Linked DNA regions of Homo sapiens: region 1 is linked to region 2. Evidence: chromatin loops called from intact Hi-C (ENCODE). Cell type or tissue: heart right ventricle. All regions are shown on one strand. Links, peaks and the distances in the headings refer to the core of each region. The heading gives the core; the rest is flanking DNA. Region 1 overlaps ADAMTS3 (ADAM metallopeptidase with thrombospondin type 1 motif 3). Region 2 overlaps ADAMTS3 (ADAM metallopeptidase with thrombospondin type 1 motif 3).

Region 1 (15,837 bases), core at 4,366-12,365, 170 kb after region 2:
GCATTTCTTGTGGTGTGGGTGTATTGGCAAGTAATTCTCTCATCTGTCAATGATCTGAAAATATCTTTATTTCACCCTCATTTTTGAAGGATATCTTTACTAGATATAGAATTTGAGTTGCTAGTTTTTTGGTTTTTTATTCCCTGTTTTCCCTTCTTTCAGCACTGTGTTTTTATGATCTTGCAGCGAGTTCCAAGGGTTTGGGGGCTGATCAAAGAAAAATATATGGCCACAAGGTGGCAGTAGCACACACACACTTTATTTGGGCTAGGCCTCAGCTGGTTTGCAAGTGGGGCCACTACCTAGAGGAGAGAAGGGCAAGGGAACTTCTGAGAAAGAGGGGAATCTGAGGTGGTTTATGTGCCTAGGTGGTGTCATTCAGCAGCACAGAAGAGAGTCTGTGGGTCAGAGGGCTCCAAGGGAGGCAGCTGCGTGAGGTCCTTATAGCCAGAAGGTCTTATTCATATCTAGCAGATGTTGGATGTAGTTTCCTAGAGCTGTGCAAAGCAAGCAGTCCCTGAATGGCTAAAACTCCCTCATTTGGGCAGCGTTAAAAACAACTGGATGTATAAAAGTTTGTGTTTGGCATCAGAGGGCTTTTGAGCTAACAGATCTCAGCCTCAGCCTGCTGTGAAGAAAGAACCTAGGGGCCAATATACAGGAGCCCTCTTTTACTCATTTATACAGCACTTGCCTTCCAGAATCCATCATTTATGAAGAGAAGCCTCATTTATATTGCTGCACTGCATGTAATGTGTCAGTTTTCTCTGGCTGCTTTTTAAGATTTTTCTCTTCATCTTTTTGTTTTGTCTTGTTGGTTTAGCAGTTTGACTGTGATATACTCAGTTTACCGTGTTCTTTGTATGTCTTATGCTTGGGGTTCACTGAGAATCTTGGCTTTGTAGGTTGATGTTTTTGACCAAATTTGGGTAAATTTCCCATGATGTGTTCTAGTTAGTTGTTTTTCCCAAACCCTCACCCCCACCCCATCTTTCTCTTCTTCACTCCTAGGACTCACTTAAATCAGTTGAAATTGTTCTACAAGTCTCAGGCTCTGTTCATCCTTTATAATCTTTTTTAAAATACATTTTTCAGATCGGATTATTCCTTTTGAGCTCTAAGTCACTATTTCTCTTAGGTGATCTCCAATCTGTCCTTGAGCCTATCCAGTAAATTTTTCGTATCCGATGGTGCACTTTTCTTTTATAGAATTTCCATTTGGTTCTTTTTTTTTTTTTATTTCCATTTTTCGGCTGAATTTTTCATAATGTTCACTCATTACATCTAAGTTACCCTTTAAGTTCTGGGTCTTCACATTGTCAATTTTTTTTATGGATCACATTTCCTGCTTCTTTTTTTCTTGTACACTCGACATTTTGGAAGATAAATTGTAAGGTGTCTGGTTTTGTTCTGGCAGGCGGTTAAGTTATTGTCAGATCATTCTGATCCTTTAAGGCCTAGTTTTATTCTTCCTTACAGCTAGTCTATTTCAGTGTTGTCCTTCTTCCCATGGTGTGGCCTTTCATGGTGCCAGGCTCAGCCCTGCCTGGTTTCTGGTATCACTGTCCCACCCCCAGCACTCCCACTGTGGACTGCCTGGTGTCTTGGCTTGAGCATACACAGACCAACCCTCAGTCATGGACCCATGTAGATTTCTAGGTGATCTCTCTAAGCAGGCCCCTCTTTAGTGGCCGGCTCTGAAAGTTCCAAACTCTAATCTAGCTCCAGGTCCAGAACCTGGCCCTTGTCAGGAATAAGATCTGGCTTGTTTCTCTTCTTACAAGGATTGGTGTCCTTTGTCATGACATACATTGCCAAACAAAAAAAAAAAGTTTCTGCAAATATTTTGCCCAGTTTTATAGCTTTTAATATCAAGACGGCAACTCCATTACTCCCTCATGGATGAAAGCAGAAGACAGCTACTTGATTTGAAATTTATTGTTAGTTTCTGTTTTATACAGAATTTTTATTTATTGGATTTCCTATAAAATATTATACTTAAGTCAAATTGCTCCACTCAATTTTTAGGGTTTTTCTTCTCTGAAAATTAGTTCCATTTTGAAATATCTGTTCAAATCTTTTGCCCATTGTTAAAGTTGTTATATTTTCTTTTTGTTGAGTTTCGAGAGCTCTTTGTATATTCAAGTCCTCTGTGAAATACATGATTTGCAAATGTTTTATTCCAGTCCATAGGTTGTCTTTTCATTCTTTTAGTAGTTTCTTTCATAGAGCAAAATCTTTTAGCTTTATCGAAGTCCAATTTTTTAATGTTTTCTTTTGTGGATAAAGATTTTGGTGTTATGAAATTTTTTTTTGTCTAATCCAGCATCAAAACATTTTCTCCTACTTTTTTTGGTAACTGTTTTAGAGTTATACATTTTACATTTAGGTATATGTATCACTTGGGGTTAATTTTGTATGAAGTGTTAGGTCCTTATTTTTGCATATGGATGTCTATATTAGTTATCTATTGTTGTAAAACAAATTACCCTCAAACTTAGTGGCTGAACACAAGCAATACTTATAGTTTCTGTGGAACATGTATCTGGACACCACTTAACTGGCTAGTTCTGGCATAGAGTATCTGATGAGTTTGCTGTCAACTGTGGCTAGAGTCATCTCAGCTTGACTGGGGGTTACTCTGCTTCCAAGCTTAGTCACATGGTGCTGAAAGGCCTCAGATGATTGTTCCCCAGCTTTTCCATGTGGTGGGTAGCAGTCCATGATTCTTTACCACTTAAGCCTCTCCATAGGATGCTTATACATCCTCACAATATGGCACTGACTTCCACTACAGCAAGTGACTCAAGTGAGCGAGAACATGGGACAGTGAAACCGAGACGGAATTCTCAGTCCTTTTTTACCTAATGTATCTACATTTCTTAAACCATCACAATGTCCAGTTGTTTTAGCACTATTTGTTAGAAGTCTGTCCTTTATTAAAATGCCTTTCAATTGTGTCAAAATTAATTATCCACATTTATGTGGGTCTATTCTAGACTCTCATCCTGTTCCATAATAAAATATATGTTAATCAAAGTTTTATTTAGCTTATTTTAAATATGAATGATTGGAGGCCAGAAGCTGTATTTCATGCTGATATAATTACATTGTATTCTTTTCTAGCAACATGAGTATCTGGCTTTAGAGACCTGATGCTTAACCATCATGATAGATGCTTCAAGACTTGCCCACTGATTATAATCTGACCACAGCAAGTGGTGTGGGCTGGAGGTACAAGAGGGAGATTTGTAGCTAGGAGATGAGGGTGTAGACAAGCAATGTTCTATCATTATGACATTGCTTTTCCATTCTGAGTCCTGGAACATGGTGGCTAGGCTGTCTGGGGCAAAGAGAATTAGATATCTGGCTAGAGTGTAAGGGTTGTTCGAATGGTGCTTGATTTTTAATGCTGTTTTAAAAAAAAAGACAGAAAAAAGAGAATAAAAGCCAGATAACCAGATCCTCTACCCCCACTGATTTTAGTATCACCTCATTTCTCAAACAAAAGGTAGTTCTAAAAATTTAGTTTGGAATACCAATGAATTGCACATTTCTCTCTTTGCATAATCAGTAAAATCCTATGAAAGCTACATGAAAATCAATTTTTTTAAAGGCAGCTTTGCCCTGAACAAAATTAAAAGGCAAGAGACAAACTGAGAAAATATTTGCAACTCATATTACAAAAAGGAATTCATATCTTTAGTGCACAGATTAGGAGAGAAAAAATGTGTACAGTTCCAATAAAAACCAGGACAGTCATGCAATGTACAGTGTTTAAAATATGTGAGTAATAAACTTAGGAAAATTAAACTTTATTAGTTATCAAATAAATAACAACTAAAATCATGATATTTTTCCCATCCAATTAATAAAGGTGAAAATTATGTAACATGTAGTGTCAAATGGCCACTTTCATACACTCTCATTATTAAAGTAACAATTGTTCTAACTGTTCCGGAGGACCATTCACCAGTCTATCAGAAGAACTAGAATTATAAAAAGTGTTTGTTCCCTTCAGTCTACTAAGAAACGCCAGAAATCCCCACAAAGGTTGGGAAAATTTCTAATGAAAACAAATATTGAAGAGTTACCACACACTTATTAACAATAATACATAACAATTTTAGGATTACAGACTATGCTGACATTTAAAAGTATATTTTCTTTTTTTAACTTTTTTTTGTACAAGTGCAATTTAGCTACATTGATATCTTGCATTGTGGTAAAGTCAGGGCCTTCAGTGCATCCATCACTGGAGCAATGCACATTGTACCCACCAAGCAAGTTCCCATCATTCAGCCCTCCTTCCATTCCCTCTGACCCCTCTGAGTCTCCAATGACCATCATTCCACACTCCAAAAGCATGTTTTCAAAGAATATTTTGAGAAATGTGCATGTTACATGAAATAAACAAAGCCAGGAAAGTAAATATGTCTGTACACACACACACACACACACACACACACACACACACACACACACACAGAATGCAAATATCTTGAGGGACTATCACAATAATAAAAGTGACTGGTTTTCTCTAGTTAGGTAGAATTATGATTTTTCGTTTTCTTTCTATTTTTCCATAATGTATATATTTTCTGGAGGGAACATTACTATCTTTATCATCACAACACAACAATTTCCGTTGAAGACAATTTTAAAATGCACCAAAATTTTTAAATTTAAAAATTCAAAAAATTTAAAAATTTAAAAATTTTAATTTAAAAATTTTAATCCTTTAATTTTAATTATAATTCTTTACACTTAAAAGTTAAAATCCTTTAAAAAGGAGATGATATAATTTAAGGAAACCTACAGTGAACCTTATAAAGTTATTATTTTTATAATACAAACTCTTACTCCTCAGTGTATGTATTTTTTAACACTTTTATGTTAAAAGTTTTATAGATACTTCATCTTTTTCTTAAACAGGGCACATTTGCACTATGGTTTATAGAAATAAAAACATTATAATTTTTGAAACTATTTGAAAGTTTTCAGTTTTAATAAGAGCAATATTCTGAAATATTTGTAATTTTACACTCAAAATTTAAAACCCTCAGGTGATTTACATATTGATTTCATGTGTATGTTAGATTATACCTCAAGAAAATGATACCCGCTCTAGCCTGACATATAAGTACATCATCCATGAAGACTCTGTACCTACAATCAACAGCAACAATGTCATCCAGGAAGAATTAGATACTTTTGAGTGGGCTTTGAAGAGCTGGTCTCAGTGTTCCAAACCCTGTGGTGGAGGTAACCATTGAACACATTTATTATATTAAAATGTAATGCATATAAAAACCAATCTTGCTTCTACCTTTATTGCTGTCTCTAATCGAGGCCACAATCTGAGAAACACCAAACATAACCATCAAAACATCAATACAAAACATTTTTACTGAAATCTCAGAATCACCAAATCATAGGATTCCTTTCATAACAGTGACAGACCTTAAAATCCTCTTGCCCTTTTCTCTCAGGTCCTTTGTCTTGCATTTACTGTAGTGGTACCCTTAATCACTTTATTCTTCCCAAACTCCAAAACTCTCCCAAATTCAGTGTACTCTGGTCCTCATCTTTCTTCTTACCTACTTTTGCTTTCTGTATCTCTCTGCATTTCTACCAGAGTTAATAACAAAAGAGCTATTGGTTACATGACTGTGTAACTGACTATGCTATGTATTTGAAACCAGATACTGTTCTAAATGCTTTATATATCAATGCATGAATACTCACAATGGCCCTACGCAGTTGGTACTGTTGTTATCTCTGTTAAAGTGGTAGCAAAACTGAAGCACACAGAAGATAATTGCCCAGAGCCCATAGGATTCAAACCCAGATAACCTGGCTTCTGAACACATGCTCTCACTCACTGCACTGTGCTGCCTCCGTTCCCTCTCCAGAGTCCATTAAGCTGGATTTAATGTCTCTCAATTTCTCCCATCATCCATTCCTCTAGTTCTAAACAAGTGCTCCATTACCAATTTCCCACCATGGGCAGGAGAAGGCAAGAGGCTGTTACAAAAATGACAGCAAATAATTGAGAACAAAATTTGTATTAGGCAGTGCTTGTGTAAATTATTTATTTTATAATTTTAAGTTCAAGGCTGTATTTCTAAAGTGTTTTCTTGAGGGAAGAATACAATAGTTAAGTATTTTAAATGACATCTCTTTATCCATTACAAGATGCTTATTTAATTTGGACCCTCCCTTCTGCTGTACTCTCAACATTTACTTGGTCATAATATTTGTCAGATATACCTTCTTCATATCTACCACATCTATTCCTTCTTCACCAGACTCCAGTCACCACTTTGGGAGGGACGATTATTGCAATAGCCTTTTAACTAGTCAACTAATATTGATGTTCTTCTCTTCCTTAATTTACAGGGTAATTTTTCTTGAATGCATGCATGAATGAATGGTAAAATTATATTATTTCCCAGATTAAAATCCTTCAGTCTTCTAACATGTTGCCCTGAAGACACAACATCACTTTATGTAGCATTCTTTCTAAAAATGAATCCCTTGAATCTCATCATTAGAACACAGTTAAACAGGCCCAAATTTCGGAACATTTTATAAAACAAATAGTTTTTAAATTTCAAAACTAGTAAATGCCGTAAGACAAAAAGAGGTTCAGTAATTATTTCTGATTGATGGAGGCTGGAGACATAACAGTTAAACGCAACATATGATCCTTGACTGGAAAAGGATTGCCATAAATAACATGATAGGGACAACTGAACATTTTTGAATAGGTCTGTATGTTAGATAATAGCACTATGTCTATGTTAAATGTCCTGATTTTAAGAATTATATTATAGTTATATAAGAGAATGTACTTCTGAAATCTGTGCTGAAGTATTTAGGAGTGAAGGATCAGGATGTCCTCAACTTTCAAATGGTTCAGCAAAATTATATGTATATTTACACACATACACATATATAAAGAAATATAGCAAATGTGACATAGTCACAAAAGATCAATCTAGATGCAAGGTATACAAATATTGTTTTTTCTTACAACTTTTGGATAGGTTTGAATTTTTTCAAATTTATATACATAATTACAAATATAAAAGTTGATGTTTGAGAGACCCTCAGTAACTCCCTATAACCTTCAGGATAATGTCCAGAAACTTGTTAGACACTGAAGGCTTTCAAGATCTGATCCTTCCCTAACTCGTGCACTCTTCACACATGATCCTCTAGCCACATGAAGAAACCGCAGTTTTTCACACGTTATTTCCTTTGCTTGGAGAATAATTCTGCTTCATTTCCATTACCCCATACTATTTGAACTTCAGTATTCTGCTGAAGAAAAGTACTGATCCTCTAAGCTTTCCCCTCCCCTCCAAGTTACAGATCTCTTCCCTCTGTGTTCCTTTGGTGCCCTCTACTGTAAGTTATTTACATAGTTTTCTAAAAGCCTATGTCACTAAGTATTGTCACAGTGGTTTTCGTATCTACCTCTCATGCTAGACTGTGTATATTTAGAGTCTAGTTCTTTAACATGCATGCAGTTGCAATATTTATCAAACGTATTCTCTGAAAAGGTAAAAGTTTTTGTTTATTTAATGTTCTTTGGGACCTTCAGCACCTATTGAAGTGCCGGTTTGTATGCACTCAATACATATTTATTGAATGGATGAATAAATGTATGAATGAGTAAGTGAATAATCAAGTAACTATCAGCATGAAGAAGTGATTAAATCCAAAGAACTTTATTTCCTTTTCCAGGTTTCCAGTACACTAAATATGGATGCCGTAGGAAAAGTGATAATAAAATGGTCCATCGCAGCTTCTGTGAGGCCAACAAAAAGCCGAAACCTATTAGACGAATGTGCAATATTCAAGAGTGTACACATCCACTGTAAGCATCTATTTTAACTATCATATCTGGAGGTCAAAATCAGGACTTCACTGCCTTTAGCTCTTTTTAGTTTTGATTTTATTTTCAGTCAAAGCTCTATATAGACATGGTTTAAATAGTCAAGTCACTTCACAGGAATTATATAAAGCTGCAGTTCTGTGCCTTTCACCACATTCTTGTTCCTCAAAAACAACCACTTTCAACTGTTATATTTATTTTGATATTTGGTAATTACTTGCTTCCATCTAAGTCAAATGTTTTTGCTTCTATTCCTTGACTTTTTTTGGGAGGTGGGTTAGACATTATACATTGAATTTTCACTGTGAAATCTGAAGATTGTATTATTTTATGACCACTCCGCAAATGCACACCCAGAGGCCACACTTTCTCCTTCCCTGCTACTCCCATTACTGACCTAACATACCTTTTACTGATCGCAATATTCAGGGTTTGTATTAACATGTATCTCTCTTAATACCTGAGTCACACAGCATGCATTGATTATTATGGTTTCTTTCTTGTAACGTTTCTTCCAGAATAAATGAATATTTTGATTTTATGTATTTGATCTTCTACTACTTTTCCCTAATTCATTCCCAAACTCTCTTTCTCAGTATCAATCCCCTCAAAATACTAAACATCCAAGTATCCTGTCACTTTAGTCTCCATAGAAATGGAAGAGTCTTAGAGAACAGAGAGTTCTCTGTGTTCCAGCTCCAGCTTGGACTTTTTACCAGCTTTCATCCTAGGGTTTCCTTTCATCATCCTCCTTGGAATTCCTACTACGTTTCTCTTCTCTGGGATTTACTGTTACTCCAAACTATAATATATCATCCCTCAGACTCAAAAATACTGTTCTATTATTATCTACACTCAAGTGTTGCTGTTGAAAAGTCAGTTGCCATTCTGATTCTCAGTTCTTTCTCAATGACCTGTTTTGGTCTCTTTGTCTTTCAAAGTTTGTAGGACCGTCATTTTGTTCCTAGTGTCCTGAAATCCCAGTGATGAAATTGACTTGGTGCTCATTTTTACTCATCGTTGTGCTGTGTACTTATAGAGTTTTTTAATTGAAAAATAAAAATTGTATGTTTTTATGGGGTACGATGTAATGTTTTGATGTATGCATACATTGTGGAATGATTAAACTCAGCTAATTAACCAATCTATCACATCACATACTTATCATTTTTTGTGGTACACACATTTCAAATCTGCTCTCCTAGCAATTTTGAAATATCAGTTTCATAATTATTAACCATAGACACTATGCTGTTCAGTAGATCTCAAAAACATGTTTCTTCTAACTGAAACTTTGTACCCCTTGACCAACATCTTTCCATTACTCCTTCACCCTCACCCAAGCCCCTAATCACCACCATTCTAGTCTCCACTTCTGTGAGTTCCACTTTTATAGATTCCACATATGGAATCTAGAAAACAAGTGAAGGTCACATGGTATTTGTCTTTCTGTGTCTGATTCATTTCACTTAGCATAACTTCCTCCAGTTTCATCTATGTTGTGGCAAATGACACAAACTTTTAAATAAATAAAATGTATATCTTTTATCTCTGGAAGATTTTCTTGTATTTTTTTTGTTTTGAAAAAAATTCTCCCGTGTTCCTCAGTGTTCTTTCTTTCTGGGACATTAGTAGCTTGGATTTTCTCTCCTATTGTCCATTGTTGCACTTGCCGAACCTTTCATTTTTGCTATCATATCATTAATATTCAAGAGATCTATTCAAGTATTTCTTTTTCAAGGCATTTGATTTTTATTTCACAGATGCAATGTATTCTTTTATCTCTTCTGGAATATCAAGGATTCATTTCCTGTTTCTAAGTAATTTCTTTTGAGTTCTTTTCTTCCACTTCTCCACACCCACTCCACCTCCATCATTTATGTTAGAGGATTTCTATGTGGTAATCCTGGGATGTTCATACGTGTATAAAAATGCAGTGTTTAGAAGGCTGATTAGAAGTTTGCCTTACAGTCGTGGCTCGTGGGCTCAACTATAGGGTGATCTGACTCAGCTATTTTATTGAAAGAGCCTCAATTAATTGTATATTTAGTGTTTTTCTTATAAAAAAGATTCCATAGAACAGAATCAATTTCTTGCCTAGGGAGTGTAAGCCAGTTTAAAGGCTGTTCTGGAAATGTGTATAGGTTTCTAAAGCGATCTCACCATTTCACAGATGGATTTTTACGTAACCTTCTGTTTTCACTGTGGTTTCTTTCTCTCTTGATCATGTCTATTGTATCCAGTTAAGTCTGGTTCACATTCTACAGAGGATAAACCTCATGTCTTCTGCGTTGGAGGAGGGCAAATCACCCTGTATGGTTAAGAATCAGGAGGTCTAACTGCTTCCAAACAGACTTTTCATTAGTTATCCTGCTTTCAGTCTTGGCTTCACCCTTGTTTTCACAGCTCACACTGAATCTAAGGCCTCTAATCCCTAAATATTTCTAAAGTTCTACAGTGCAAGTCAGTTTGCTCATCACCTTGTACTGCTGAGTTGGACTTCATTCTTCTTAGATCTGCTGAGTTAGTTTCCATATGTCCATCTGTCTTCTAGGTTCCAAAATTATGTTGCTGTGACTTCCTCTCAAATTTCTTTGTCTTTCTAGATTTATAACATTTTTGTCATTTACTTTCATTCTGAGATCTTAGGAGGGAATGGAGGTAATCAGAAGTACCTATATCTGTGAAGTATAATATTTGTCTTCAAAAGAGAGTCATCACTGAAGTCTTCAAAATTGAGCAAAATTCCTCAGTCCAGTTGCCTTGAGACATTCATTTTACCACCAGTTTGACAAGCTAAAGCAGTCTTAAACTGTGAATACCAAAGACTGCCAAGGTTTTAGCATGGTTATATTTTGGTGCCTCATATATATGGAAAGAAAAATAAATTGCAGAGGGAAAGTAACTTTGGAAAAGGCAAATCCATTTTAGCCTGAATTACATACAGACAGCTTGCATAACCAGATGGAGTCAATGGTGACCACCCTTTGGGACTTGGTAACCATGTGTACTGGAGAACTGTGTGTAATGTTGTATCCACAGCTGATTTGGAGAGTGCTTGGGACACTGACACTGACATTAGAATTTGGGAATGTCCCCTGGTTAATATTTTGGAAAATGCCTCTGGAAATGTTTCTATCGGGTGCATTTGTGTGAACAGTTTTTACCCAGCCCCAATGCACACCACCCTTACCTCTTGTCAGGCCCAGTAAGGGCCAATAAGAAGAACTGCATTATCCAAACAGTATAGATATGTCAAGTAGCCTTCATAGCAACAACTGTAGAAATAAAACAGTCATATCAGTTAAAATATTTAAACATGAGTGAACTCTCCAGATTTTATAAAAATGTGCCCTCGTCCAACCCAGAAAAAGACATGAGGTGTATCCTCTGTAGAATGTGAACCAGATTTTTAACTATGTATAATAGACATGACCAAGAGAGAAGGAAACCATAGTGAAAACAGAAGGTTATGTAAAGAAATCGTAAGTGTGTCTTAGCAACCATTAGATGGATTCTGTTTTAAAGATTCACTGTCAGATGTTTAACACCATTAGGCAATGTAACTGAGAGTGAGTTGGTGCTATCCTTGAAAACTGCCTTCATGCCTGAATCTAACAGGGCAACTTTAAGATGAGTTTCAGAAACCCTCTGTAGATCATCCTTTAGGAAAGAAGAAGATTTCAGAGTCACTGAGAGGCAGAAAAAAATAGGGCATTAAAAGTTTCAGCCACATCCTATTTGAGAAATAGGAAAACTTTTACACCGTTGGTGGGACTGTAAGCTAGTTCAACCATTGTGGAAGTCAGTGTGGCGATTCCTCAGGGATCTAGAACTAGAAATACCATTTGACCCAGCCATCCCATTACTGGGTATATACCCAAAGGACTATAAATCATGCTTCTATAAAGACACATGCACACGTATGTTTATTGCGGCACTATTCACAATAGCAAAGACTTGGAACCAACCCAAATGTCCAACAATGATAGACTGGATTAAGAAAATGTGGCACATATACACCATGGAATACTATGCAGCCATAAAAAAGGATGAGTTCATGTCCTTTGTAGGGACATGGATGAAATTGGAAATCATCATTCTCAGTAAACTATCGCAAGGACAAAAAACGAAACACCGCATGTTCTCACTCATAGATGGGAATTGAACAGTGAGAACACATGGACACAGGAAGGGGAACATCACACTCTGGGGACTGTTGTGGGGTGGGGGGAGGGGGAGGGATAGTATTAGAAGATATACCTAATGCTAAATGATGAGTTAATGGGTGCAGCACACCAGCATGGCACATGTATACATATGTAACTAACCTGCACATTGTGCACATGTACCCTAAAACTTAAAGTATAATAATAATAAAATAAAAGTTTCAGCCTACTATTGTTAAAAAGTTATCCATTATATCCATCTTTCTGAAACCACTTCCTGAACTGCAGTGTGCCCACTAGGTTGCAAGTCACTTAGAGAGCAGAAAAGTCTAGGCTTTGCAGGTAGAAATGTGTACACTATACATACCAGTGATAATTGCAATATTAAATCCCCGCACCCACAGCTGGGTAGCAGAAGAATGGGAACACTGCACCAAAACCTGTGGAAGTTCTGGCTATCAGCTTCGCACTGTACGCTGCCTTCAGCCACTCCTTGATGGCACCAACCGCTCTGTGCACAGCAAATACTGCATGGGTGACCGTCCCGAGAGCCGCCGGCCCTGTAACAGAGTGCCCTGCCCTGCACAGTGGAAAACAGGACCCTGGAGTGAGGTAGGTGTGTGAATTCCGTGCATGCATAAGTAAAGTGTGTGTGTAAGCATGTGTAGATATTTTAATTTGGCTTAAACATCAGTTAGGCTTTGTGTGAACTGAGAAACTACTGCATATTTTGTAATTACCTGGAGGTGTTAGGAAAAATTAATGCTTTAAGACAGTACATGTTAGGGGCAAACCATGTTTATGTGTTTCATAACATAGAGAAGAAGTCTGAAAGATGACTGTTCTTTTGTCTAATATTTTTGTTGACTTCCCTATTCCTTCAGTATAAATTCCAAACCCCTGATATTGAATGCAGGGCCCAGCACCATTTGGCACTGCACTAACTCCTCTTATTCTTTCTTCATTCCAACTCTTTGTCCCAGTTCGAGTAAACTTCACACTGTTCCAAACAGACCATGCTTGTTTGAGCCTCCTACCTTTCAGCTGACTTGTACTCCCCCTCCTCCTACCTGATAATCTCTCCTTCTCCACCAAACCTCATCTCCGTAGTCCAAATGACCACCTTCCAGGTGGTACCTTTCCTGGCAGTTCCTCCTGTATATCTGAAATGCAGTACAACTTAACTTTACCATGCTGTTCATGACAGAGTATTATAACTCTGATTCTTGAATCTATATTTGCCACTAGTACACACATTTCTCAAAAATAGTATGCCTTGTTTCCTCAGCACTCAGCTAGTGCCTAGCATACCTGTCCAGATGATGTTTGTTTGCTAATTGGCTGACTCAATGTTGCATTGTCAGCTATTACCACCTGTCTTAGATATTTCTAAAGACTCAAAATAAGAAATCTTGGGGTCATAGGAGAATAGTTTATAGGAGGAAAGGGCATGAAAAAGCAGACAGAAGACTAAAGAGTAAGTGGAGAATAAGCCCAGAAAGGAAGAAACAAGCAAGTTGTCTTATCTATTTCTTGCTGCTTTAACAGAATTCCACAGATTGGGTAATTTATAAAGAACAAAAGTTTATTTGGCATATGGTTCTGGAGGCTGCAGAGTCCAAGAGTATGGCACTGGCATCTGGAGAGGGTCTTCCTGTAGCTGAAGGCATCACATGGCAAGGAGGCATGCAAGAGAGACACAGAGGATCCTTCTATCAGTAGCCCATTCCTGCAATAACTAACCCATTCCCAAGATAATAGCATTAACCCATGCCCATAAATCACCTCAGAAAGGTCCCACCTCTTAAAGGTCCCTCTCAACATTGTTACAATGGCAGTTAAATTTCAACCTGAGTTTTGGAGGGGACATTCAAACCATAGTACAAGTGCAGGTCACCCACATAGGATGATAATGATAACACATATCAAAGTCTCAGTAGAAGTCCCTCCTCCACAGCACCTTCCTAGGGCCATTACATGGAACTTTCTGAGCTTAGTTTTAGAGCAGTAAACCTTTTCATTAGAGAAATGAACTTAAGAGCACAGAGAAATAGTAGTTCCAAGGATGTTGAATTAACCATCCAAGGCAACTTATCAGTAAATTCTGCTATCTGTAAGAAAGAAGTGAGGACTGTCAATACTATGATTGGGTCCCTGAGAACAGACATCATCAACATTGTATTTAGAAACTACAGCAGATGTTACCATTGTTATTAATCATGGCTTCTTTCATATGATATGCTTACTAGGTGTCAGGAATTTTGTTACTGCTTTATACACTTTGTTCCTTTGCCTTCATTTAGTCCTAAAACAATCTTATAAGACAGGTATTATTATCCCAGCTTTCCACTAGATAAGGAAGGTGAATCTTATGTAGAAAAAACAATGCTCCCAGGCTGGTAAATAATGGAGTCAGAATATAAACTCAGTAGTATCTGTCTTCAAAACCACTGTGCAGCATTACTTAATAGAGAACCCACTCCAGATCTCTGTGTCTTTGTGTGTGTGTGTGTGTGTGTGTGTGTGTGTGTGTGTGTGTGTGTATGTGCATGGTCTTGGTGCAATAAATGTCTGTAACCACAGCCTTTGTCTCTGCAGTGTTCAGTGACCTGCGGTGAAGGAACGGAGGTGAGGCAGGTCCTCTGCAGGGCTGGGGACCACTGTGATGGTGAAAAGCCTGAGTCGGTCAGAGCCTGTCAACTGCCTCCTTGTAATGGTAGGTGTCACACCAATTGACTTCACTGCTCTGATGTTTTTAAACCTCAAAAAGCAGAATTTCCTTTTGAGAGAAGTTATAGAATTTATATTTGTTTACTGATAAATAACCAAAGGAAAACACCTGTGAAATATTAGTCCAGTTCAGTTCTTTAAGATCAGCATTTGAGGTAATGTCCTACACTTTTTAATTATCATGATCACTATAGCCCTGCCATTTCTGGCTGGTGGCATTGGAGTGAGGGCTGTGCCATGTATATGTAACGTCTATCAATTTGTGTTGCTAATAGGAACCACTTAATTTTTCCTTGTTATATTTAACTATAACTTCACATCTTTATTAAAAGCATAATTTTGCAAAGATTTTGAAATATTTTACTAAAATTATTCAATTTTGATCTGTGGGTAATGTTACTCAACCCTAAAGCCATTTCCAATAACTGTCTGTCCATAGAGTAACTTCAAACAGACACCTTGCACATAGGATAAAATTCAGCATTTGCCTGACCTGCCAACTTGCTGTATGGCAAAAGCAGAGTATATTTTCTTTATTTAGTCAATTTGCTATTTTAAAACAGCAAAATGGGGCCAGGTGCGGTGGCTCATGCCTGTAATCCCAGCACTTTGGGAGGCCAAGGTGGGTGAATCACCTGAGGTCAGGAGTTCGAGACCAGCCTGAACAACATGGTAAAACCCTGTCTCTACTAAAAATACAAAAATTAGCTGGGCATGGTGGCGCATGCCTGTAATTTCAGCTACTTGGGAGGCAGAGGCAGGAGAATTGCTTGAACCCAGGAGACAGAGGTTGCAGTGAGCTGAGATCACGCCACTGCATTCCAGCCTGGGTGACAGAGTGAGACTCCATTTCAAAACATAAGTAAATAAAACAAGCAAAATATATTGGATGGTTTTGGGCTCTATCACTGTCTCCTTCTGCCTCCATTTCCATAGCTCTCTATCCACATCTCTGTCTGTCCTGTGCTCGGTCATCTGTGTCTCCATTTGCTGTCCTCTGTCTCTCTCTTATTTTTGGTGTCTGTCTTGCTC
Region 2 (15,837 bases), core at 4,641-12,640:
AGTAAAAGTGCTGAGAGTAGACATCTCTGCTTTGCTCCCAATTTCAGGGTGAAAGTCTTGAGTCTTTTACCACTTAAATATAATGTTATCTATAGGTTTTTTGAAGATGCTTTTTGTCAAGTTGAGGAAGTTCCCTTCTACTCCTATTTTTCTGAGCATTTTTTATTACAAATGAATATTGAATTCTGTCAAATGATTTTTTCTGCATCATTTGATACGTATTTTCTGCATCATTTGATATGTGATTTTAAATAAATCCTGTTAATGTTTTAGCTTACATTGATTGATTCTTGAAAGTTGAACTAGCCTTGCTTCCCTGAAATAAACCCCATTAGGCCATGTTGTATGATTCTTTTTATATCATTATATTATTGCTATGTTTTTGAATTTTGTTTGCAATATTTTGTTAATGATTTTTTGCATGAATATTTATGAGGAATGTTGATGTGTAATTTTCCTTCTCTTTCTTTCATCACCCTCCCTTCTTCCTTCCCTCCCTTTGTCTTTGTCTAGTTTGGGGATTAGTGTAATTTTAGCTTCGTAAATTAATTGGTAAGTTTTTCTTCTTCTGTTTTCTGGAAGAAATTGTATAGAGTTGATGTTAATTCTTCTTCAACCATTTGGTAGAATTCTCCATTGAACCCATCTGGGCCTGGACATTCCTTTTTTGGGATTTTTTAAGTTGTACATTTAATTACCTTATTGGTTACAAGGATGTTTAAATTATCTATTTCATGTTAGATGAGTTGTGGTAGTTTATGTTTTTTGGGGAAGTAGTTTATTTTGTCTAAGTTGTTAAATTTATATTGATGGAATTTTTCATTGCATTCTATCATTATTCTTTTGTTATCTTTAGGATCTTGAATGAATCTATTTCATTTCTGATATTGACAACTCATGCCTCCTTTCTTCTTTGTCAGTCTTGCTAGATATTTTTTCAGTTTTATTGATCTTTTCAAAGACCTAGCTCTTTGTTTTATTGGTTTTCTCTATTGATTTTTTCTTTTTTGATTTATTGATTTTAGCTCTTTATTATTTACTTATTTACTTCTTTCTACTTAGTTTGGGTTTACTTTGCTCTAGTTTTCATAGTTTCTTCAGGTAGGGGCTTAGCTTATTGATTCGAGATTTTTCTTTTTTCTAATGTATGTATTGCATGCTGTAAATTACTCTTTTTGTACTGCTTTAACTGTGTCCCACAAATTTTGATATGTTGTATTTTTATTCATTTGAATGTATTTTGACTTCCTATGAGACTTCCTCTTTGACTCATGGATTATTTAAAATGTATTGTTTACTTTCTAAGTGGGGACATTCCTGTTATTTTTAGATTGATTCTGTTATAGTCAGAGAACATACTTAGTCTGATTTCAGTTATTTTAATTTTGTTTTTTTTTCATAGATGAGGATATATTCTCTCTTGGTATATGTTCTGTGGGCTCTTGAAACTGTATATAGTTTCCTATTCTTCAGTAGAATATTTTATAAATATTGACTGGATCTTGTAGATTGATGGTGTTGAGTTCGTCTATATTCTTGCTAATTTTTTGTCTAGCTGTTTAGTTCTTCCAAAGGTCATGTTAAAGACTCCAACTGTAATTGTGGATTTGTTTGTTTCTTCTTTCAATTTTATCAGTTTTTGTATCATATGTTTTGCGTCTCTGTTGTCTGGTGCATATGTATTTAAGATTGCTGTGTCTTCTTCCTGTATTGACTATTTTATAATTATATAATATCTCTTTCTGTTAATATATATATGTTTTTGCTCTGAAGTCTACATTATCTAACATTAGTATAGCCACTTATGATTTTCTTTGAATGATATGTGCATTATGTATATATTGCATTCTTTTACTTTCAACTTCCCTATTTCGTTGAAGAGAGTTTCTTGTAGACAGCATGTAATTTTGTTATGCTTTTAAATTTCATCTGTCAATCTCTGTCTTTTAATGTTATATTTACATTATTTATATTTAATGTAATTATTAATATGTTAGGGCTTAAGTTTGGTACTTTATTTTTGTTTTCTGTTTTTTTCTCCTCCTCTATTTTTTAATTCTTTGTTTTATTTTTCCTGCCTTTAAAGATTATGCAAACATTTTTAGAATTCTTTTTTCTTTTTTTTTTTTAGACGGAGTCTCGCTCTGTCGCCCAGGCTGGAGTGCAGTGGCGGGATCTCGGCTCACTGCAAGCTCCGCCTCCCGGGTTCACGCCATTCTCCTGCCTCAGCCTCCCAAGTAGCTGGGACTACAGGCACCCGCCACTACGCCCGGCTAATTTTTTTGTATTTTTAGTAGAGACGGGGTTTCACCGTTTTAGCCGGGATGGTCTCGATCTCCTGACCTCGTGATCCACCCGCCTCGGCCTCCCAAAGTGCTGGGATTACAGGCGTGAGCCACAGCGCCCGGCCTAGAATTCTATTTTGATTTATTAATAGCGTTTGTGAGGTATATCCTTGTGTAGTTTCTGGTGGTTACTCTACATATTGTATTATATGTACATAACTACTGATGTTGTCATTTTACCAGTTTGAATGAAGTATGGAAACTTTACCTGAATATTAGTGTCAGATTTTTTTTTTAAGTATATTGTTTCCAGGTTTCTGAGGCTCTGTTTATTTTATGTAGTCTATTTTCTTTCTTTTGTTCAGATTAGATAACATCTATTCTGCTTTCCAGTTTACTGATTCTTTTCTCTGTCCATTTATTCTGCTGTTGAGCCTTTCCAAATGAGCTTTGTGTCTGGGTTACCATATTTTTCTGTTGTAATACTTTATTTGAATTTTCCTTATATTTTCTATTTCTTTGTTTTTTCTCCGTTTTCATTTATTTCAAGTATGTTTGTAATTGATGATTGAAACATTGTTTATCATTGTTGCTTTAAAATCTGTGCAGATGATTTTAACATCTGTCATCTTAGTGTTGGCATCTATTAATTGTCTTTTTTCATTTAGTTTGAGATCTTCCAGGTTCTTGATATGACGAGTGATTTTTGACTTATATCTGGACTTTTTCATATGTTCTGAGACTCTGGATTTTATTTAAACCTTCTGTTTTAACTGGCCTTTTCTGACACCATTTTAGCAGATATGTGGGGAAGGAGCTCCCTTGTTACTGCCAGGTGTAGATAAAAGTTTGTGTTCCTCATTTGGCTTCTATTTACTCCTGAAGACAGGAGTGTCTCATTACTGCTGGGTGGGAGTGGGAATTTTGGCTCTCCACATGGTCTTCACTGACATCATGTTGAGGATGGCCTCCAATAAAAGATAACCTTATTACCAGGCAATGGTGAAAGTTCTAACTCTCCACTCTGCCTCCTTTGAAACCACCCCAGTGGGGAGGGGAAAGAGTGACTCATTACTGATGGGTAGGAGTTGGGAGTCTTGGTTTTTCATATGGTCCCACTGATAGTACACAGTGTACTAGGGAAGTGCTGGTTACCAACTGGTGGGAATGAAAGTCCCAGCTCCCCACTTGGCTTTCTCTCACACCACCTAGGGTGTTGGGATGACTCATCACAATCTTGACAAGATGGAGGCCTAAGCTCCCCACTTGGCCTGTGCTGGTGTGAATGTAGTAGGACCGTGTTTTTTTTTTTTTTTTCTGTGGTGTTTGGCTTGTGTAAAACTGTTAGTGTCTAAATGTTTTTATTCTCATAGGCTGGCCATTTCCTAGACCATTGGCTAGAGAGAGCATGTTTTTTTTAGGGCTTTGTTATTGTTGCTGTTGTTATTTTGTTTGTTTTTGTTTCCTTGCCTGTTTTTGTCTACATTTCTGAGTTGCTAACTTTTTTTTCCACTGCAAATCTGGGATAAAAGAAGCAAAAAGAAAACCCAGCATGTCATCATGGATCTTGAGGTCTTTAGCTAGTCTGCCTTCTTCTCTCCACCTTTAGAGTCGTCTTATGTTTGTTATATATATAAGGTCCAGAGTAGACAGTTGTACTTAGTGAGTAGAGTCCCTAGGTGTAGTAGAAGTATGTCGACTTCTGATATACTGATTATGATAATCAATATTTTTAACAAGATCTGTGGGATCTGCTACTTCAGGTACACATGTTGAATAGCAAAGCTATACATTATTAAATTATCGTTTGTTTTGTTAATATTAATTTTTTATTTTTAATTCTTTTTAGAAATTTTGTAATGGGGTTCCAAGTTACTTTGGTTGCAAAACTAAAGATTTTGTTTTGCTGTATTTTATGCCAACTTTTAGATGAATTTCTCTTTCACTCATACTCATGGTCATCAAATATTACAGTTACGTTTGAGGCACCTCAGATTGACTTGTGTCTTAACATGAAACAAATGCTAGCCAAAGTTCGTGCAGTGCTTAAGCCATTCTACAATTGTCAACATAAGCTATCCATGAATAAAGAATTTATTTTACCCTTCATTTTGACTATCTTATATGTGGCATTTTCAGTAATTATTCCCCTAAGAGTACTTATTAGCACAACTCTGATTTTTCTGTTATATATTGGGGGTTCTTCAGAACTGCAAGGTGAAAGAAGGAATATTTCTCTTGAACAGAATCTAATTTTAATGTCTCCTTATTAAATATATATTGGGGAACGGACAAGATGACATTGTCAGGTTCTTAAAAGCAATTCATAACATGGACTAGTAGGTTAATTAGCCCATTTTGCTAAAAAAAAGTAAGAAAACAAACTGATTTTCATGGAAGCTTGAGAATGTTGAGTTATTTTTATGTTCAGAAGCACTGTTTATGTGTCTTTAATATACTGTATAAACCTACAGTGAATTGCTTTGCATGTTGTTAAAAGATATTTTACCAGGGATATTTCTGTATTTGGCGTATACTCTGTAGTAACAGAGGTTAATATCTTATTTTCAGAAGAAAAATGATCAGTATGTAGTTTGGTTTTTATAAGTTTCTTTTCTTCTAAGGGGCATGGAATTTTGGCCTTAGCAAATATAAGCGATGTAGTGGAATTGAGAATGTATGAATTTCAGAATATTTATAAAAACGTTATTTCTCCTATTTGTCATTTATATTGTCAAGCCCTGTCTCATTTTTCCTGGACCAGGATTTCCAGATGTTAAACTCAGTTCTTATTTCTAGATCTTCCTTGTATTTATCTCAGGAATTCTAAGTATCTGCTTTATGTCCCATAGTTCCTGACATTCCTGCTTCCAACTGAGGGAGAAGTGATCTCTACTGATAGCTTTCTTCAGTGGAGGATCTTGGTTTCTTTCAGGTAGTAGTTCTGACAATTTTTGACTTTAGGGCCCTTATAGTCTTAAAAATTATTTAAGACCTCAAAGAGATTTTGTTTATATAGATTATATCTATCTACATTTACCATAATGAAAATCAGAGATGAACAAAATTAAATATTGATTTATTAATTTTTACAGTAGTTATAATAAACTTGGCATATATTAACATAAACAAGTTTGTCTAAAAGTAGCTATATTTTCAAAAACAAAAAAATTCAAGAGGAAGATGGCATTGTTTTTAATTTTCACCAACCTTTTTCTTGCCTGGCTTGATAGAAGATGGTTACGTTTTCATATCTGCTTTTGCATTTTTAATGTTGTTTTGGTTGAAGTATATGAAGAAAATCTGGTCTTATAAACATATGCAGTTGGAAATGAAACAAATATTTTAAAATGCTTTTTATATAATGAGAACATTCTTTGATTCTATACTAGAACTCAACAAATACTAGCACTCTAAATACTAGATGCAATGTGGAATCCAAAAGCATATCAAGTATTTTTGTACTCTGTTATATTAAAATCTATGTTGCACTTTTTGTAATTTTATGCATTGGTCATTTGGAAAATATTGTGTCATGGAGTTAGAAGTTATTGCATTATTGACATTTGTTACTATAACTACAGATTAAATCAGAAAAAGTCTTTAAATGTTGAGAGTCTGTTAAGCTAACAGTGGCAGATAACAAGTACTCCAAGTTTCTAATTTTTGCTTGAAATCTTGAATTTTATCATTAGCAACATATCCTGTTAGTTGTTTTCCTTGAAAAGGCAGGCTCACGTTATTTTTCAAGAAGATGTTTGCCAAATATCCAAGTTTGAATAACTGTGCTTTATCTCTTAGTCATTATTTTAAGTAAAAATGGTGTTCCATGAAAAAACGGCTCATTCGACTCACACCTCAAACATTTGTGCAAGTGATCTTTCTTGAGATATCCTTTGTAGTTTGGTATGCGATAGAAGTGGTATATGGTTGTGCACTTCCTATTTATATCACATAGGATATTAAAAATTTTGTACTTAAGCCTTAAGACTTAATAAAATTAATAATTGTTACGCTTTAACAGGACTTTTTTATTGCAACTGGCTTTTAAAAATTATTGTCATTACCATAAGTGTGTAGGACAGTGAAGAATATGATGACTCCTAGTACAGTTGAGTGCCACTGCCTTGATTCATGTGGAAGCCCAGCAGTTTAACTCACCATTGCCTTTTTGCCACCAGTGCGAATATCAACACAGTGAAAAAGGTGAAAACATCTTCATATTAGGGTGAGAATAGTTTTGACCTTGCAGAGCCCCTTTAAGAGAATGGGTCTTAGGTGTCTTCAGGGATTCACAGGTTAAATTTCGAGAACTATTACTATAAGTCATGCATATACAGGAAGATGGATATAATTTTAAGAATGTGTGTGTATTATATGTGTGTATATACATACTCATAATATGTATATATTATGAGTGTATATATATTATACATGAGATGTATATATTATGTATATGAAATGTGTGTGTGTGTGTGTGTGTGTGTGTGTGTATATATATATATATAAACTTAAAATAATTTCAGAAAATGACTTGAGTAATCCTCATGGTATTCCAGAGAGGTAGGTGGTGATTAGAATATCTGCCTGAGATATAGAGGAATCATGTCAGTGTAGCTATGCCATTTTGCCCATGACCAAGTAAGAGGAGTTGCTGAAAGGGCTAGAATCCCGATTCAGAATGAAACCCACAGGACAGCCAGTATCAACCTAGACTAAAACAGTATTGAGCATTCTAGTTTTTCTCATCTTGTATACAAACTTGAAGTCTTCTCTGAAGTCTTGTATTTAAAAAAATATGGCACACTGGGACAATACAATTGATCCTTGATCAATGCGGAGGTTGGGCAACCAACCCCCATGCAGTGAAATGTCTGTATGTAACTTTTGACTCCCTTAAAGCTTAACCACTAATAGCTTACTGTTGCCTGGAAGCCTCACTGATAACATAAACAGTCAATTAACACTTATTTCGTATGTTGTATATATTATATACTGTATTCTTACAATAACGTAAGCCAGAGAAAAAAAGTGTTATTAAGAAAGTCATAAGGAAGGGAAAATGTATTTATTATTCATTAAGTGGGAGTGGATCATCATCAAGCTTTTCATTCCCTGTTGTCCTCACAGTGAATAGGCTAAGGGAGAGGAGGCGGAGGAGGAGGGGTTGGTCTTGCTGTCACAGGGTTGGCAAAGGCAGAAGATCCATGTATAAATGGATGCACACAGTTCACATCTGTGTTGTTCAAGAGTCACCTGTGCTTGGAAGGAGCAGGCCTGAAAGACCTGTGCATGCTGATCACGGAGAGGTGAGGGATTAGATAGCAATAAGGGGAAAGGACACTGATTTTATTAGTCGTCTAATGAATGCCAGGTACTGTTCATTGTACTCACATGTTAACCCCTTTAATTCTCACAACAACTTATGAAGTCACTATTATCCACCTCATTTTAGAGAGGAAGAAATGGAGCCTCTGATATTAAACAATGAGCCTGAAACAACATCACTTCTATGGGTTGGAGTATGAATTCAAACCATTTGAATTCTATAGGTAGAACTCCAACCCATGGAATACTACCATTTTATTGTAATATAGTGTCTTCATATCTGTATTCACCAGCCTCTTGGGCTACATTGTTAACTGGTTAACTGTTACTATATCTGTCTTCTAAACATATTTCTGAATATACACGTGTATAGTCAGGTTCAGTTTTTACCTTTCTGAGGAAAATAAACAGAATTTTGTATTCATTCATCCACTAGAGGGCACAAGAGTGCTAATTTGTTAAGTTGATAATGATTGATGAGTAGAGTTTAAATTAATATGATTGTAGTATGATTTATAATCATATGTATGTACTATAGGAACTTGCATATGAAAAGTTATGAACAACCATCTAGTAATTATTCTTGGTAAGAAAGATGCTGTGCCATCTTTTTATTGGAAACCAGAGACTGCTTTTTCCACAAAATATGAAAAATAAATAACATTTAGTTAAACTTAGATGTGTGACTGGTGGTTGAAGAGAGGGACCATGTGATATGCACTGGCAAGATAAGCTGTGAACCAAGTCAAAACTTACATTCTATTCTAAGTTTTCTTCTCGTTTTTTTTTTCATAATACATGCCAGTTTTGACATTATTAATTTAACTTTGTTGTGATGTGTTTGATGCAATGTTGTTCGAAATAACGGATGGATTTACCTAAGACATTACTTAAGTTTTAAAGGAAAATGTTAAGATAGCTTTTTGTATTTGGTTAATGCTTGTGTTAATCATTATTTATTATTCCAGACTTGTCATTTAAATATGACTAGGTATGGGGAGTCTTTTAATATAACTGATACATCAAGTTCCTTATTTATGTAATTACCATGTGGGTAATTTTTAGTAAAATTGTGAAATACATTTTTTAAGAAGAACAAAACTGTGAACTGTGAAATAATTGCATAATGTTTGCATGATATTTGCCATTAGAGTATTTGTATTTGAAAAGAAATTTGGGATATTGTCCTGATTTATTTTTCTTAAGACTCCTGTAAACTTTGGATCATGATGACTGTGAAGAAGTTTGAAATTCCATTGGCATCATATCCATGGCAATTGTGAAGTTTTGCCAATTAGATTCTTACACTATATATTACATGTAATGCTTTTTGTTTTTGTTAAGTTAGAGTTTGTAAATGAAGGAATCTAAAATAGTTTTTCATTTCACTATTTTTAGATATACAATGAAGAATGTTCTTGAGCTCTACTTAAAGAAATTTTTTTTTCAGACTGAAAACCTCTGAAGGATTAGTGAAATAATACATTTTTATATGATTCTAATTTTGAGAAAGTGTGGCTGCTGGAACAAAATGGTCCAGAGTTTATAACCTTCTTTGCTCTGATACATACAGGCATATATGATATAATATAGCTTAACCTCTTTGAACATTAGTTGACTGCTCTATATAATTGGATTACAGCATTGCTGTAGGATGGTAGGCACTAAGGATACAAAGATGAGTCATGAGTAGTTCTGTCTTCAAGGATGGCCATCTATGGGGAGTGCTATACAAGTTAGCAAAAGATTACAGTGTGGTATGATGAGGGCCTAGTAAAGTGATGCAAACTTGCTACTCTGTCCTCACTTAAAAGGGTGGTAACTTAGTCTGTGATGTATTCAGGGAAGATCCTTCAGAGGAGGTAAGACTTGGACTTAAAGAATAAACAGTAGAGAGTTTGGGGTGCTGGGAGGAAGGAGCATATTTTAGGCAGAAGAAATAACATGGGACAAATCAGGGTGGAATAGGACAGTAGACTTTTAAATTGTAAGAGTATGGAATAAAGACGAAATAATGTAGGAGAAGTTGGAGATACAAGATGGGATCAAAATCATGTCTCTTGAATGTATATTAACAAGCTGGAATCTTATTTAGATTATAAGGAGCCATTTGCAGGTTTTCACTTAGGAGTGCTCTTGCATTTTAGGAGGATCACTGAAATAAGACTTAGAGAAGTTGGAAGATACTGCAATAGATACTGTGGGAAGAGGTGTAGCTGAGACAAGGCTGTAGAGTAAGCCTCGAGACAGTGATCAGCAGATTTTGGGGCTACCTAAGTATAGGATTAACAGAAGGAATGAAATCAATAGGTATAATTTTGAATCTGCAGACTTGGCAGTTAGAAATAAAGCCAGAAAAAGCTAGAGGAGACAAAGGTGACTCAAAGGTGACTTTTGGGCTTCAGGTTTGGCTGACTATGGAAAATGGAGGAGAGGGGAAAGCTTTTTTGCAGTGATTTTTAGCTAGAGATGGAGATTAAAACAAAATAAAATACAACTTTGAAATAATGTTTGATTACTTCCAATGTGCCAGAGATATAGTGAGGTTTTAAATGTGACATATTTAATTATCTCAGTATCCCCTTGAGGTATTATCATCTCTAATGGACCATTGAGGAGGCAGATTTAGAGAGGTCATTATCTTAACTAAGACCGCATAGCTGGAACTGATAGAACTTGGAATTGAGCTTAATTCTATCTGACCCTAAATTACAGCCTTTTCCATTCTATTACTCTGGGTATCATCTCATATATAGTACAGTTGAAGCGATGAGTATAAATGGAAATGATAAAAAGAGAAGAGAACAAGAGAAGAGAAGATGGTCAAGGGTAGAACTTGGGCAAATAACATTAGATTACATGGAGCCTACCAGGGATATAGAGAAGATGCAGCCACAGGGAGGCAGGGAAATTAGAAATAGCATTACATCCAAGACAAAACCATTAGAATCAAGCTTGAAGGCTCTCATTCTTTCCCACCCCCACATTCTGTCGATTAGCAAATTCTGTTTGCTCCGCCTTCAGAATATGTATAGATTCTGACCATTCACTCTGGTCCAAGCTACTCACATCTCTTGTGCTGTAACGGTGTTTTTCACATCTAGTCTTGTTGCCGTAGTGTCTTTTCTCCAAACAGCAGTTAGATTGTCATTTTCTGCTCAGAACTATCCAGTGGTCTTTCTTGCCATTCAAGAATACAATCCAAACTCATTACCATGGACTACAAGGATGCACATGGCTCTCACACAGGCTATCCCTCTAGCCTCTTCTTCTACATCCTCCTGTGAACCATAGTGCCAGCCACGAGCTGAACAGTGCTTTCTCTATGGAATTTGCACTGACTGCTCACCTTCCTGAGATGCTTTCTCCCCAGATGTTCATCACAGTGTCAGAAGGACCCAACCAACCTTTCTGAAATGGCATCTTGCATTATCACATTCTACCTTTTTATTCTCTTTTTATTGATAGGACATTATCACTTGTGTATTAGTCAGTTCTCATGCTGCTAATAAAGATATGCCCAAGACTGGGTAATTTATAAAGGAAAGAAGTTTAATTGACTCACAGTTTCACATGTCTGGGCAGGCCTTACAATCATGGCAGAAGCTGAATGAGGAGCAAAGTCACATCTTACATGGTGGCAGACAAGAGAACTTGTGCAGAAAAACTCCCATTTATAAAACCATTAGATCTCATGAGACTTATTCACTACCATGAGAACAGTATGGGGGAAACCTGCCCCCATAATTCAGTTATCTCCACATGGCCCCACCCTTGACACATGGGGATTATTGCAATTCAAGGTGAGATTTGGGTGGGGACACAGGGAAACCATATCAACTTGAAACATTAAGCTTAAGTGTGTGCTTTGTATTTATTGCCCCTAAAACCCCTGTCCTGCACCCAAACTTCATGAAGGTAGAGATTTTGCCCTTTTTAGTTCAATCCTGGATCCCCAGTGTGTAGGACATAGTTAATGCTGAACAAATGTTTGAATGAATGAGTACAGTCAGAGTGGACATTAAAACAAGTAAATCAGATCATATCGCCCCCACTTTTAACCCTCCCACCCTAGCTGCCTCCTATCACTGTCAGAATAAAAGCCAAACTTTGTACCATCATCTGCAAGGCCTTACATGATCCAAGCCTTGGTAAAGACTGGCCTCTAGCCTTACTATTCCACCCTGGTTGACTATGTTCAAGCCACATTGGCGTTTTTGTTCTTGGAACTTGCTAAGCTCATTTCTTCCTCTTGCTACTTCCTTTGCCAGTCACTCCTCCTACATAGTTGGCTCCTTTTGATCCTTCAGATTTTTGCTCAAGTATTCCTTCTTGAGCCAATCTGGACTACCCTTTCTTAAAATGGTTCCTCTGATACCTGCCCCTCCATCTCAGATCTTCCCAGGACCCAGGCTAATTTTTAGCATCATAGTTGTCACTAACTAAGCAATGGTGTTTATTTATTTACTTATTAATATTCTCTCTCCTGAACTGGATTATCAACTTCATGAGGGCAAGGGCTTAGATTTCTGTCTTGTTACCATTACATTTCCAACACCTGGATGGAGTGCTTGGCACATTTTAGAAGCCCAATGCTCAGAGGATGAATGAATACAAGACTACTGCCGCTCCTGTGAGGGTGGCTCCTTGTGATTGTGAATGCTTGAATACTCATTTGGTGACACACAAACGCCTGAAACTTCTAAGATGAAGGTTATGCAGTTTGAACACTAAGTTGTGAGACTACTTTTCCAAACTATCTCATAGAATTTTGGTCCATTACTTTGTAGAGACACTTCTTGCACATTCTTAGGAATCCAAATCTTGCAAACTTTCAGGATGTAGTTTTTATTCTTAGTTGTTGCCATTAGTATTTGACTGAATTAGATTTATAGTTTCTCTAGGATGGTAAGTGCCATGTTCTCTTTCATAGCCCCACACTTTTCCCAGAATTCAACACAGAGTAAATGTTCAATAAATGTTTGCTAGTGGATTTTCTTTTAAATTTAGTTAAAAATTTATAGTTTTCTGTAAAATCTTTTCAGTTTTTAATAGATTTCACAATTTAGCCCTGCCCACCCCACATCTCCAAGAAGCTCAACCTTTAAGCAATGTTCGCTTACTGACAAACTCCAGAAAAGGAATGAAGGAGTGACATTCCCACACTAAGTTTAAATTCTATCCACTAGGCTAGAGAAACAGAGGAGACCTATAACCATTTATTCACCTAGTGCAGCTCTCTATTTGGATGGGGTTGGGGTGGAGGCAGGAAAAGATTCTGTGGCCCAGCATCCTTCTTCACTCTTATTTTCTTTCTGATAAAACAGCCAGTGTTCAATGTGGCTCCAGAAGTTTTGGTTTGGGGATTTAAAAAGTGAGCAGCAGGTAGCTGTGACGCAGGTTTTGCACGGTCATTGAGCTGCACACACCTTAAGCCAACATAACCGTGAAAGGTGGTAGTGTTTGAACTGAATCTGTGCTTTTTAGATGGAGTAGCACCTTTCAATAAAAGCACGTTTATATGGACTCCTTAAGAAGTTTAGACTGGAGGGCTGTCTCCAGAGATGGGCGCCCCTTTAGCCAAGACCCATTTGTTTGTCTTGGCAGGCTGGCTGTGTCTGCTTGGCTGGTGCTAATGCTAGGATGTTAAATTGATGAAACACAGAGCTCTTGATCCTTTTCAGTGAGGCTTCTCTTTGGTTAATGGCAGGGTGGAACTCTTTGCTGCTAGCCACCTGTAACTGGACAAGTTAAAAAATAAAGAAAGAAGTAGATGTGAAGTTGTGGAAGAGGAAATCTTTATTTGAAAGTATGTTACCAAATGCTTTTTTTTTTTTTTTTTTGCCTGTTTTAGTATCCAAAAAAGATTTCAAAACACTGAAAAATAGTAAAAAAATGTCAACTAAATCCCACCATTATTTTTGGGCAGTGGCAGTGGTTTGGGAGAGGGATGGAGAATGAGTATTCTTATAATATGGTTAGAAATTGGAGGAGCTGTGGAAAGATGCTTCATTAGAATAATTAACCTTGCTGTTCATTGTGGCTTTTGTCTTACTTTCTTTGGTCTAGATATAATCTTTTCTTTCAAGTGATTACAATGTATGCTTCTGCTTTGCACAAATGCCAAGGCATAAATAACCTGACAAAAATATGAAGTGGTTTGGCTTTTTGAGAGGTTGGTCATTTCTGAGCTACGTACCCATTACAGTCATGCCTTGCTTAATGTGGAGGATATATTCTGAGAAATGTGTTGTTAGGTGATTTCACATTGTGTGAACATCATGCAGTGTACTTACACAAACCCAGATGGCATAGCCTAATACACACCTAGGCTATGCCTTATAGTCTATTGATCCTAGGCTACAAACCTGTACAGTATGTTACTGTACTGCATACTGTAGGCAGTTATAACACAGTGGTAAGTTTTTGTGTATCTAAACATAGAAAAGATAGCATAAAAATACTGTATCAAAGATAAAAATGGTACACCTATATAGATCACCTGTCATGAATGGAGCTTTCAGGACTGGAAGTTGCTCTGTATGACTCTGAGTGAGTGAGCGATGTGTTACTGTGAAGGCCTAAAACATTACTGTACACTCCTCTAGACTTCATAAACACCGTACACTTAGGCTACACTAAATTTATTTTAAAAATTTTCTTTCTTCAATAATAACTTGAGCTTACTGTCACTTTTTTACTTTATAAATGTTTACGATTTTTTTTTTACTTTTAAACTCTTATAATAACCCAAACGCATTGTATAACTCTACAAAAATATTTTCTTTTTATATTCTATTCTATATTTTCTATTTTTTAAATTTAAAACATGTTTAAACTATTTCATTAAAAACTAAAACACGAACATACACATTAGACTCAGACTACATGGGATCAGGATCATTAAGACGTCACTAGCCTCGGCCTACATGGGATCAGGATCATTAAGACGTCACAGGGTGATAGGAAATTTTCAGCTCCATTGGAATCCTACGGGACCATCATCATATATGCAGTCCATTGTTGACTGAAATGTCATTTTGTGGTGTGTGACCGTACACTTGTGTAAAATGCACTCATGTTTCTTTGATGTGCTTGGGATTGAACTACTTTTAGTCTGTGAGTCTTCATGACTGCGCATTGTTTCAACAGCCAAGGGCTATGATGAGACTTTTTAGAACTAACAGCACAAAAACGAAGCAAGTATAAATCATCTTTCTGGTTTACATTTTCCAAGAGATTTATAATATTCCTTATGTTGTTATAGATGTTGATAATCTCGTGAGGTTGCTGGCTTTATTAATCCTTTACTCTATTGAGGCTTCTGCTCAAATGTCACCTCCTCAAAAGAGGCAATACACCAAGCCCTCACCCAGTCACTCTTTAAGTGTGCACTTGCTTTATTTTTTATAGCAATTATTATGACCTGAACTATATTTCTGTTTTTAAAGTCATAACTCTTCAACTGCAATGTGTGTGAGTTATGTGAGGCCAGGGATGTTTTCTTATTCACTGCTTAATCCATAGTGCTCAGAAGAGTAACCAGGTTATAGTAAATGCTTGATAAATTTATGTTGAATGACTGAACTAGTAATGAAAGGAGCGATAAAGGATGAAGTAGAGAAAGGAAATGATTGTTTCTCAGATAATATCATTCAATATGCTGCTAGTTAAAGCACCACAGGAAAGTCCATCAATTTTGTTAAATGTGTATTAGTACTACTAGTAAAACTGTGAGTGAAAACTGAATTGCATGTAGCAAACATCACTTATACCAAGTAAATGAAATAATTAAGTTAGCCAAAGATCAGAGAATATGAAAACATTTCATTGTATTGTTGAATGGAAGGAGTGAGCAGAGAGATTAGATTTGTTTTAATAAAGGTGTTAAGAGTATCAGTTCAGAAATTTTACCATCGGTCCACAAGAATACATTTAAAACTCTGTTTACTGCCATGCCCTCTGCTTTAGAAAGGTTAGGTTTGTCAATTTCAAAATCTCTATTAGTTGCTTATATCCATTGCCTGAGTATATTAGCATTTCTGGAGCTATATAGCATATGCTGCCACTAACAGATGGAATTGACTAAAGAGAATATCTACAGTCCACTAAAGAAAAAAATGTTTAAGGAGGGTGTTTGACACATTACAGATGGCATGAGAAATAGCCTGTCAAATTAAGATCAGTAATAATGGATTAGTGAACACCCTGTAATTAACTACCA

The links. Hi-C counts contacts between places; a loop is a spot of excess contacts. Peaks named below come from ENCODE experiments on the same cell type or tissue, not always from the same donor. Only the 100,000 strongest peaks of a DNase experiment are listed, where the experiment ranks them.
Region 1: it touches region 2 in a loop (10-fold over the local background); 28 of 110 quality-filtered maps call a loop at or near these places.

What each region holds. Positions count from the first base shown.
Region 1 is chr4:72,287,705-72,303,541 of GRCh38, reverse strand. It overlaps ADAMTS3 (ADAM metallopeptidase with thrombospondin type 1 motif 3), which reads left to right. Exons shown (of 22, transcript NM_014243.3): 18 at 5,100-5,265; 19 at 7,756-7,888; 20 at 12,480-12,687; 21 at 14,674-14,791. Among named protein-coding and RNA genes, the nearest start is that of NPFFR2, 260 kb to the right of the region's middle. In heart right ventricle, for the core only: a CTCF peak has its summit at 7,396 (motif pointing left); no DNase peak of the experiment used is centred there.
Region 2 is chr4:72,461,318-72,477,154 of GRCh38, reverse strand. The region is part of intron 3 of ADAMTS3 (ADAM metallopeptidase with thrombospondin type 1 motif 3); the gene reads left to right. Among named protein-coding and RNA genes, the nearest start is that of ADAMTS3, 100 kb to the left of the region's middle. In heart right ventricle, for the core only: a CTCF peak has its summit at 8,050 (motif pointing right); no DNase peak of the experiment used is centred there.